Regions from separate parts of the Mus musculus genome. Here region 1 is linked to region 2. Evidence: chromatin loops called from intact Hi-C (ENCODE). Cell type or tissue: heart. All regions are shown on one strand.

The links. A loop is a pair of places that touch in the nucleus more often than their neighbours do. Peaks named below come from ENCODE experiments on the same cell type or tissue, not always from the same donor. Only the 100,000 strongest peaks of a DNase experiment are listed, where the experiment ranks them.
Region 1: a loop joins it to region 2, with 8 times the contacts of the local background. A loop is called at or near these places in 5 of 42 quality-filtered maps.

The regions. Positions count from the first base shown.
Region 1 is chr2:122,346,312-122,351,311 of GRCm38, forward strand. It overlaps Duox1 (dual oxidase 1), which reads left to right. Exons shown (of 33, transcript NM_001099297.1): 31 at 1-92; 32 at 187-315; 33 at 959-1,661. The coding sequence ends at 1,081. Shf (Src homology 2 domain containing F) reads right to left here. Exons shown (of 7, transcript NM_001374011.1): 7 at 2,581-3,228. The coding sequence ends at 3,042. Among named protein-coding and RNA genes, the nearest start is that of Shf, 20 kb to the right of the region's middle. In heart, CTCF peaks have their summits at 2,308 (motif pointing right) and 2,512; DNase peaks (open chromatin) are centred at 2,380 and 2,650; H3K4me3 peaks cover 2,087 bases; H3K27ac peaks cover 2,452 bases.
Region 2 is chr2:122,465,596-122,470,595 of GRCm38, forward strand. It overlaps the pseudogene Bambi-ps1. Among named protein-coding and RNA genes, the nearest start is that of Slc28a2b, 17 kb to the right of the region's middle. In heart, CTCF peaks have their summits at 2,338 (motif pointing left) and 2,537; a DNase peak (open chromatin) is centred at 2,246; H3K4me3 peaks cover 1,347 bases; H3K27ac peaks cover 1,038 bases.

The DNA of each region.
Region 1 (5,000 bases), 120 kb before region 2:
AGGTGGAGGAGAATGACCGCCAGGACCTGGTGTCTGTGCACATCTATATTACTCAGCTGGCTGAGAAGTTCGACCTCAGGACCACCATGCTGGTAGGTCAGGGCAAGCCAGGCATGGCAGGAGGGCCACTCCCAGGGCCAAGGGTTGTTCCTAGCAATGGCCTTCCTCCCCCATTTCATTTGCCAGTACATCTGTGAGCGGCACTTCCAGAAGGTGCTGAACAGGAGTCTGTTCACGGGCCTGCGCTCCATCACCCACTTTGGTCGCCCTCCCTTTGAGCCCTTTTTCAACTCTCTGCAGGAAGTCCACCCCCAAGTAAGTCTACTTCATATCTTAGTTCTCGGCTCCTTTGATCACCCGAGGACTGAGCAAAGCTCTCAATCCTAGTCTATCAAGGAAACAACTGGTTACTGCTGAGAAGTCATCTCTTGGGAGACTGGTATGTTACAGACTGGAGAAACATAGATGGAGGGCCACCCTAAGGTAGGAAGGAAGGAAAGACGGATGAAGGGAACAGAGATCTGCCAACTCTGAAGTCTAAGTTCATCCACCAAAACAGAAGAGCTCAGTAATAGAAATATTCCTTACTATACAGTCAGGGCTATACTCACCATTAATACTAAGCCAGCTCTCCCCGTGGATGTGGAACTAGTTTTCGCCATGAACAGTGAGTGGGCTGGCTGCAGATAACTTATACACCAGGCTGTCCCTCAATTTGAACATTGACTCAGTTGGTCCTTTTACACTGACCTAGCACTTACAAAATTGAGCTAGACTTACAGTGAGCCAGCCCTCACCATACACGGTATAAAATAAACCTTGAGTGTGAACACTGGATGGTCTTTAATAGGACCATAAAGCTAACCTGCACCAGGAACATGAACCTGGCTACTGTTTTGAATACTGATCCAGCTCTACCAGTAAATATGTTCATCTTTGGCTCTTCCTCCTTCAACAGGTCCGAAAGATTGGAGTATTTAGCTGTGGTCCCCCTGGCATGACCAAGAATGTGGAGAAGGCTTGTCAGCTCATCAACAGGCAGGACAGGACTCATTTTTCTCACCATTATGAGAACTTCTAGGCCTCCTGCCCAGCAACTATGCCCACTACTGCCCTGCTGGGACAGCAGGGGCTTTGGCCTGTGCCTTAACCCAGTACTCATTTCTGGCCACCTCAGCCTTGGCCCTTCCCACCTGCCAACTTGGTTGGTCCAAGTAGCCTCGCTCAGGCATCATGTGTAGGCTCAGAGATCTCTAGGGCCAGAATGTGTCTTGAGTTTGTCGAAGGAGCACTGTTTAAGAACTATAGGTTCAGAAGTAGGGGAGCTTTTGGGTTGAGACAAAGTGAGAATTAAGCAAAAACTTGACAGTAGACAACCTGTCAAGTTTTTGAAAGTGAGTCTGAGTGATAGTATGGATGCTGGCGTCTTCAAGTCCTCTTCACTGTGTTCTTCCTCTCTTCAAAATGGTTGGGAGATGTCTTAGAGTAGCCAGGGGCAACTTACAGAAACCCTCAGGACCAGCCTAACTGAACAACTGATCTCTCAAAATGTAAAATGTAGTCAGACCTTTCTGTGCCCACTAACCGCCTGGAGCAGTGCCCCTCAGCCCCATCTCCCTCTTCTAGTGGTCTGTTTTGCAAATAAACGGTGTTTCCCCCTTTGGAGTTTCTTTTTTGCTGCCTTAGGTCAAGGTGGAGCTAAGGAAATCATCCACCCAGTGGGCTTTGCCACGGTGGTCCAGGCATCTCTCCAGTATCTACTGAATAAAAGCAGCGAAGACTGAAAAGCCCTTCCTCACTCTGGTGTTAGGCTGCTGACAGCGGATCACAAGGACAGAGAGGAGTCCTCAGGGAGCTGCAGTCGGCCTGGCTTCCTCCAGGGCATCAGCTATTCTAGCTCTGCCCTGAGACAAGGTCTTCCAGGCAGCATGAGGAGATAGATGTCTCCTAACCCCTCTAGGCCTGTTTTCTCAGGTGCAAAATGGTGGGTCCTCTTCCTATCATTCAAAGGCAGAGCAACCTTCAGAGAGTTTCTGAAAAGGTGCCCAATGCCAAATGATCTATTCGGAATACCTCGTTTCTCAGATCACACATCCTCACTTTGGAGAAATTCCCAACTGATTCTAATCAGCGCTAATGCACCGCGGGCTTGGGTTGAGGCAAGCAAGGGGCCTCAGGTTGTCCTAAGAGGACAACCGTCCCGAGGGCGTCTGGCTCCCACAGAACCTGTCTGTGGAGCAGCGGGAAGGCCCCGGACCCACGGGGGTCGGCTGAGGTGCGTGGCCCCAGACCCGGCCACCAGAGGGAGCTAAGGGAAAGGGACACGGCGCGCCCAGCCAGCCAGCCAGGAGCGGGAGCGCGCCGCCTCAGGGAAGCGCGCCTCCCGCCCGCGTGGCAGCGCCATCCGCGCCGTCAGCCTGGCGCGCTGCCTCTTTGTCTCTCGGCGCCTCCCAGACAAACCGCTCGCTGCTGGCGGGAAGCCGGGCTCGCTCGGGAGCAATGGCAGGAGCGACGCGGCCTGGACGCCCCCTGCCCGGCGTGAGGTGTTTGGTCAAAGGAAGCGAGTGGATGCTCGGAAAGTGCTTTTCGCAGGCGGCCGGCGTCGGCTCCAGCCTCAATTTATAGTCGGGCTCGCTCCCCGCCCCCTCCCGGCAGCCCCTGGGCGGCGCCGGCAGCCGCAGCTCTGCCTGGCCGAGCCTCTGGCCCGGAGCCCGGGCGGCCCGCTGGGGACGGGGAGAAGGGAGGATGCGGAGGGTGGGTGGTGCGGGAGGGAGGTCGCCACTCCCTCCCTAGTGTCTGACTGGGGCGGGGAGACCCCTTCCTCCTCAGGCTCTCCTCGGTGCCCAGCTCCACACAGTCCCTTTATTCCAAGGCCCAGGATTCCCTCCCCTTTATAATAAATTAAGGAATCTTCAGCGCCTGCTAGATCCTAGGACAAGGGGAAGCCAGGTTTCTGACATCATGTCCTTGGTAAGAACCGCTGCCCCCGTGCAGGTGACAAGGACTGGGTCCAGGTCTATCATAGTGCCCTGGTCTCACATCTACAGAGTCCGGATGGCCACAGGGTAGAGCAGGGACATGTGTTCCGCTCCCTTAATGGGCAGCTTGCGGCTGGCATAGTGGTGCACGATTTCAGGGACGCTGCTGAAGGGTGGGCTGTTCTGGCCCAACACATACTTGTGTTCCTTAGTCCGGGACAGCTTCATGTGCATGAAGCCCTGACTGCTCCTAGGAAGAGAAAGAGATCCCGGTGACCAGGGGTTCTCCTCAGTCCCCTACTTCTACCCCGACTCTCCCAGCAAGTGTGATTCCAAAGCCAGCTTCAAGTGGGAGGTGGACAGAGACGGGATGGTGGGGGAGGGGAGGGGAGGGGAGGAGAGGAGAGGGTTGAGTAGGTAGCATGAGGCACTGGCTTTGTGGTGAGGACGCTCATTGTACCAAGAATGTGTGTGTGGTGAGTATACAGGGTGTGTGCTGGTGGAAAGTGGGGTGCCCCGCACCCTCCAATTCTGTGACCCTAGCCCATAGCCTTTGGCTAAGGCCAGTTTAACCCTACCTGGACTTTTGAGACCGATTCATACAGGTCAGGCTAGTCTGTGTCTCCACCTCTTAATTATAGGTGTATGCCAGTGTATGGGGTACTGAGCCCAGAACCCAGGGCTTTGGACAGACTAGCCAGCACCTTAGCAACTGACTACAGCCCGGCCTTATGCTCAGTTTCCCCTTCTTGAGCTATATGGCAGCACCAGTCTGTGGGTCTTACACCAAGTCAGACCCTCTCAGTCCAGCCAGCCAGCCCTTAGGCCTGGAGTGACATCATCTGGAGACTCGGTTAGCATTACCTACCCAGAGTTGGGTAGGACAGACAAAGGAATTATGGTGTGGAGGTGAGATGAGAGGGCATGGGAGCCCCCCAGCCTGGAGTCTGATTGCAACCTCTTTCCATCAGAGAAGAAGCAAGCAGTTCCAGCACAACCGACATCTGCGGCAAAGGCGGCTGACACAGACTTAATACGTCTTTTAAATACAAAGATTTTATGTTGAGCAGGTCTTAAGGCCTGAGTGTGTATGACCTTGTGGAGGGGCTCATTCTTTTTCCTATACTATAGTTTGGTTGAAATTTGTGGGGCGAAACAAGCCCTTTCTACAGCAAAGCTGTCCCGCCTTCCTGTGTTCCCAGGGATTAAACTTTTACCTTAGTGATAGTAGTCCTATCAAGAGCCCACCAGTGATAAGACAGTCAGACCCAACCCAGATCCCGTATATGGCTACAGTAAGAACAAAAGAGAGCAAAGAGGTGAGGCTGCTCCCTCTCCCTTTAGGTACGGTGCTCACATGTGACTCTATCTTATTTTCTTCTGAGCCGTCTTTGTCTCTTAATCCTCATGCTTAACTATATACTAAAATAACTTTAATAAAAAAACCCCAAAGTCGGGCGTGGTGGCGCACTCCTTTAATTCCAGCACTCCAGAGGCAGAAGCAGGCGGATTTCTGAGTTTAAGGCCAGCCTGGTCTACAGAGTGAGTTCCAGCACAGCCAGGGCTATACTGAGAAACCCTGTCTCGAAAAACAAAAACAAAAACAAAAACAAAAACAACAACAACAACAAAAAAAACCAAAAACCAAAACCAAAACAAAACCCTCCAAGTTTGCTTCATAAATTGGCTGGTCCTGAAACTCTTTCAGGCCATCAATCCTGGTTTGGCCTGAGCTGAGATCCCTAAAACCCTGGAGGGAACTCAGGCTGTTGAGGGCAACAGTGAGACACTGGACAGCTTTAACCTGTACCTCAAAACTCTGAGAACACCTTCCACTGCCTCTCCCATCCCCTGAACCCAGGAAGTCAGCATTAGCTAGCCCCTACCCTCCAGTCAGAGACCCAATGTGCAAAGCTCTAGCCTGCTCTCAAATGCTCCCCACTTTAGAAAGTATGGGGGTGAGGCACCCAGCAATTGTCCAGACTGCCACTGGCCTGGTTTGCCAAGCCCTGGGTCTGTAAC
Region 2 (5,000 bases):
AGGTTCAGTCCATTATCATCAAGGAGGGAGCATGGCAGCATCCAGGCAGGCATGGCACAGGAGGAGCTGAGAGTTCTACTTCTTCATCTGAAGGTTGCTAGGAGAAGACTGGCTTCTAGTCAGCTAGGAGGAGGGTTTTAAATCCTATGCCCACAGTGACACACTTTCTCCAAAAAGGCCACACCTTCTCCAACAGGGCCACACCTCCAAATAGTGACACTCCCTGGGCCAAGCACATTCAAACCACTATAGCTAAATATAGATTTTTAAGTCTCAGCCAGTCTCAGAGATGTAGAAGCAACAAGGTACATATTATCTGCCTTGTTGATCTTGTTAATTTCTTTCTTCCTGTCTATAGTCAAGATCTTCAGGAGTCTCTCCCTGTCATATCAGATTTTTATCAATTTGGATCAAATCCACAGGTTTTTTTTTTTCTGTAGAAACATATATAAAGCCTTTCCCCTAGCTAATAATTTCCTTCCCTGTATTCAGATATAATGACATTCTTAGTATATACAGGCCGATTAAGCTCAGCAGGCTTTTCCATAGTACAATGTTTCTTAGCAGCTGTTGTTTTTTGTTCATTAGCATCAAGACATTTAAAGTCAATAATGCACTGTGTAATCTATCTGTATGTACTCTGGGAATCTTTGTTACCCATTTCTGTTTGTTAAGAATCTCTTTTAAAGTACAATTGGATCTCTCTATAACTGCTTGTCCTGTAAAAAACTGAGGTACACCCATAGTTAGCTTTATATTATAATATGCAAAAGTTGTTCCATTTTTCCAGAGACATATGCTATCGCATTGTCAGTCATGATTTGTATAGATATCTCCATAATTGCTATAGATGTTAATAAATTATAATGGCAGAATCAGTCTTTTCAGAACACAAAGCAGTTGCTCATTAAAATACTGAATATGTGTCTATAGTATGATAAACATATTACAGTTTACCAAACTCTATAAAATGAAACACATCCAATTGCCAATTTTCATTTCTTTTTTTATTAGATATTTTCTTCATTTACATTTCAAATGCTATCCCGAAAGTCCCCTCTACCATCCCCCCCTCCTGCTCCCCAACCCATCCACTAATGCTTCTTGGCCCTGGCATTCCCCTGTACTGGGGCATATGATCTTCGCAGGACCAAGGGCCTCTCCTCTCATTGATAGCCAACTAGGCCATCCTCTGCTACATATGCAACTAGAGACACAGTTCTGGGGGGTACTGGTTATTTCATATTGTTGTTCCTCCTTGGGTACTTTCTCTAGTTGATTACACTGGTGATCTCTTCAAATTTAAGCTTTGTATCTCAGATCTAGGAAAGCCACCGCGGTGAAAGCTGTAGTGCAAACAGGACAGCATCTGCTGCCACCGATCCTGCAGTCTCTTGTTCTTACTTTGAAGCACTCGCAAGGCCAACAAAACAGTAAGGCAGCAGCACAAGATCAGTCCGCCAGCGATCACAGCTGCGCCAAACCACAGTTCTTTGAAGGAAGTCAGCTCCTGCATCCTAGTGATGAGTTTTCTGCTGCTGTCATGCTGATACTGGTTTCCTTGTCCTGAGGCTTCGCTCTTGGGAGGAGAGAGGACTTCATGCAGTCCTCGGGAATTGCACATGTTTTCGTGACAGCATTCCAAAGTGGGCATGGCAGGGCCAGAGTGGTTTAGGGCCTGCTTGTCTTCGCAGATGTCTGTGCTGTGCTTGCATGTAAGTCCAGACAGCTGTGGATGAGTGGGGAATTGGTGTCCTGAGGATCGAGATGTCTGGAGAAGCAAGCACTAAGCTCAGACTTACACATATAACCTGTTGCCACACAGCGAGCATCATCATAGTAGCATCTGATCTCTCCTGTGGTGAGCAGCACAGCCTTGGTGCAGAGCTCCAGCTGCAGCCAGATGAAGAAGGATCTGGAGTGATGTCCATTGATGTCTCGCGCTCCCTTCGATCCTGGAGCCAGGCGCGGCTTCACTATGACCTCCGGGCGCGCCGCACTTGAGCCCGGGCGCTGTCATTGTCGGGGCGAGGGCCTGAGCATTGAGCGGAACTAAGACTACCGAGGACCCATTCCGGGTCCCTCGCGCGCGCTCCCCGGCCGTCGTCCTCTTGCTCTGCCAGCCAGTGCAAAAGACAGGAACAGGAGAGGGGAATTGGAGCCGAGAGGGGTAAATAGCGCCAGGGCCCGGCTCTATGCCCCACCTCCACTCTCCGATTGGCCGACGCCTCTAGCCCTGGGGCCCAGCAGCAGGGGGCGGGGCCAGACGCGGGCTGAGACCGACCCGCTGACCCGCTCCCGCTGGCTCCTACCTGGGTTGGGCACTGTCGACTCCCCCTAGCGGACGCCTGCGCGAGCAGCCGCAGATGCGCCGCAGAGCCCAGCCCAGAGTTGTGTGACCCTCACTGCTCAGTCTCTGGTCAGCGGCCTCCAGCACGTGGCTTCGCTTTTGTCCCACCTGAAACCCCACCACCACCACCACCACCACGACGGACCAATGGGCTTGGGGTCTGCCCGCGCGCGTGGCCGATGAGAAGTAGGGTGCACATAGCCAAGAAGGGGCTGCTGGCTCTCTGCTGGCTCCCTAGGGCTCATCCAACCTGAGCCAGCTGCCTTGCGACCAGTATCCTCAACATTTTTTTTAATTAGGTATTTTCCTCGTTTACATTTTCAATGCAATCTCAAAAGTCCCCCCTCAACATTTTTTATGTTTAGATTTTATCACATTGAACTCCTCTTCTCTCTCTCTCTCTCTCTCTCTCTCTCTCTCTCTCTCTCTCTCTCTCTCTCTCTCTCTCTCTCTCTCTCTCTCTCTCTCTCTCTCTCTGTGTGTGTGTGTGTGTGTGTGTGTACATGCAGCACAGAGCACATTTTAAGGACAGAGAACAACCTGAAAGACTTCCATGTGCTTCCTACTGTTTGAACTCAGGTCATCTGTATGCTGGCAAATGCCTTTTCCACTGAAACATTTTCCCGCCCACCTGTATTTATCACGTAAAGAAATGTCTTTATTTTAAAATTTATATTTATATGTTGGCTTAAAAATTTAAAAGCCTAATTTAATAATGGTTTTTAAATGTTTTAACCTCCTCTGTAGCCCACCTCCATCTTAGGTAGTAGAGAAGAAATGTTATTAGTATATAGGGGAAGTGTACCTGTTTAGAAATCGTTCTTTGGAGCAAATCTAATGTGCTTTGTCAGGAAATCAGCAGTTTAGTTTGCAGGAATCAGAAGTGGCAGCTTGATCCACTTGCAAAATCCTTTACAAATATACTGGTAGTCTAGTTCAGTGGTGCTGGGTTAGTAAACGCAAATCGGCAGCAGTGACACAGCCTACTATAAACAGGACTCCACTGAATAGGCACGAGTCAGGAGAAGCAATTAGGACCGGCAGGGACAACAGGAAAAGTTCTTAGCACTCAACAAAGTGAAGATCAGCAAAGACAAAGACCCAAGACCAAGAAGTGTTGCAAAGCTAGCTATGCGAGCCCACCATCACTGTCTATTGAATCCTATATATACTCTCTCAAAATATCAAGTGTCTTCCCATGGGTCGTGCTTCACCACACGAGTCTGTCTTAGTAAAACCCTAAGTGAGTCTGTATCAGCTGACATCACTCTACCAATCAGTCCAAGTCCTCAGAAGTGGCAAGAAGCCTCCAGAACCTCATGAGAAGTTCTTTGGCAAGTTTTTTCCTATGCATTACCACAAATGGAACTCAGCGACACAACGTAAGGCAAACGAATACAAGTGTGTCCTTAGTGAAAAATCTTTTATCACTTGTCTTTTCATGTATTTGCTTTAGCAAAACATCCTTTCACCTGTGTCTGCCTTAGCAAAAACATTCATGTGTCTGCCTTAGCAAAACATCCTTTCACCTGTGTCTACTTCAGAAAAACATCCTTGGACATAACTGACTTTACAAAACCCCAAAAGTTTCCACTCCCTATGTGGGTATGTCTGTGTGAGTATGCCCATGTGTGGTGAGGGGGAGGATTTCAGATCCACTGGAGCTGGGGTTACAGGTGAGTGTAAGCACATTGATGTGGATGCTAAGGACTGGATTCTGATCTTCAAGAGCAGAAAGTACTCTTAGTCACTGAGCCATCTCTCTAGACCCCTGTTTTACATTTAGTATATCAGACATTAAGTGTTGTAAATGTATTGTATCATATTCAGGGTATGTGACACCAAGACACTAAATGTTCCCTAAGCAACTTTGCCACATATTATGGAAGAAAAGAAATAATGTGCTTATGGTTTTATGTGAGACAGTTATATCATGCTAGGCAGAATTATGACTTTGCTATTGTTCTCATTTGGGAATTAAGCATGACATAAAGACAGGTGAGTGGGTATCAATTTGACAAGGGGCAGGTTTCTAACGGTTAATATTGGGTGTCAACTTGATTGGATATGGAATCAACATTTTTTTTTAAAGGCAAGAAGCTAGGCACACCTGTGAGGAATTTTCTTGTCTGGATTATTTGAAGAGGGAAGACACATTTTTAATGTTGACATCCCCTTCTAGTGGCATCCCAGATATAAGGAAGCAGGAAGAAGGGCGCTGGGAAGACTGTTCAGTGGTCAAGAGTACTGCCTGTCTTCCAAATGACCTAAGTTCTGTTCCCAGATCCCACATCACTGCTCACAACCATTTATAATTCCAGTTCCAGAGGGATCTGACACCGGTGGCTTTTGTGGGAACCAGACACATACACATCTTTTAGTGAGGCTTTTTTTTTTTTTTTTTTTTTTTTTGGTTTTTTGAGACAGGGTTTCTCTGTGTAGCCCTGGCTGTCCTGGAACTCACTTTGTAGACCAGGCTGGCCTCGAACTCAGAAATCCGCCTGCCTCTGCCTCCCGAGTGCTGGGATTAAAGGCGTGCGCCACCACGCCCAGCCCTTTAGTGAGTTTTATTTCCAAGTAGTGGTTACTATGTTTTCCAGTTTGATGGGGAGAAGGTTTGTGTAATCTAAGTCCAATGGGCAGTCCTTGG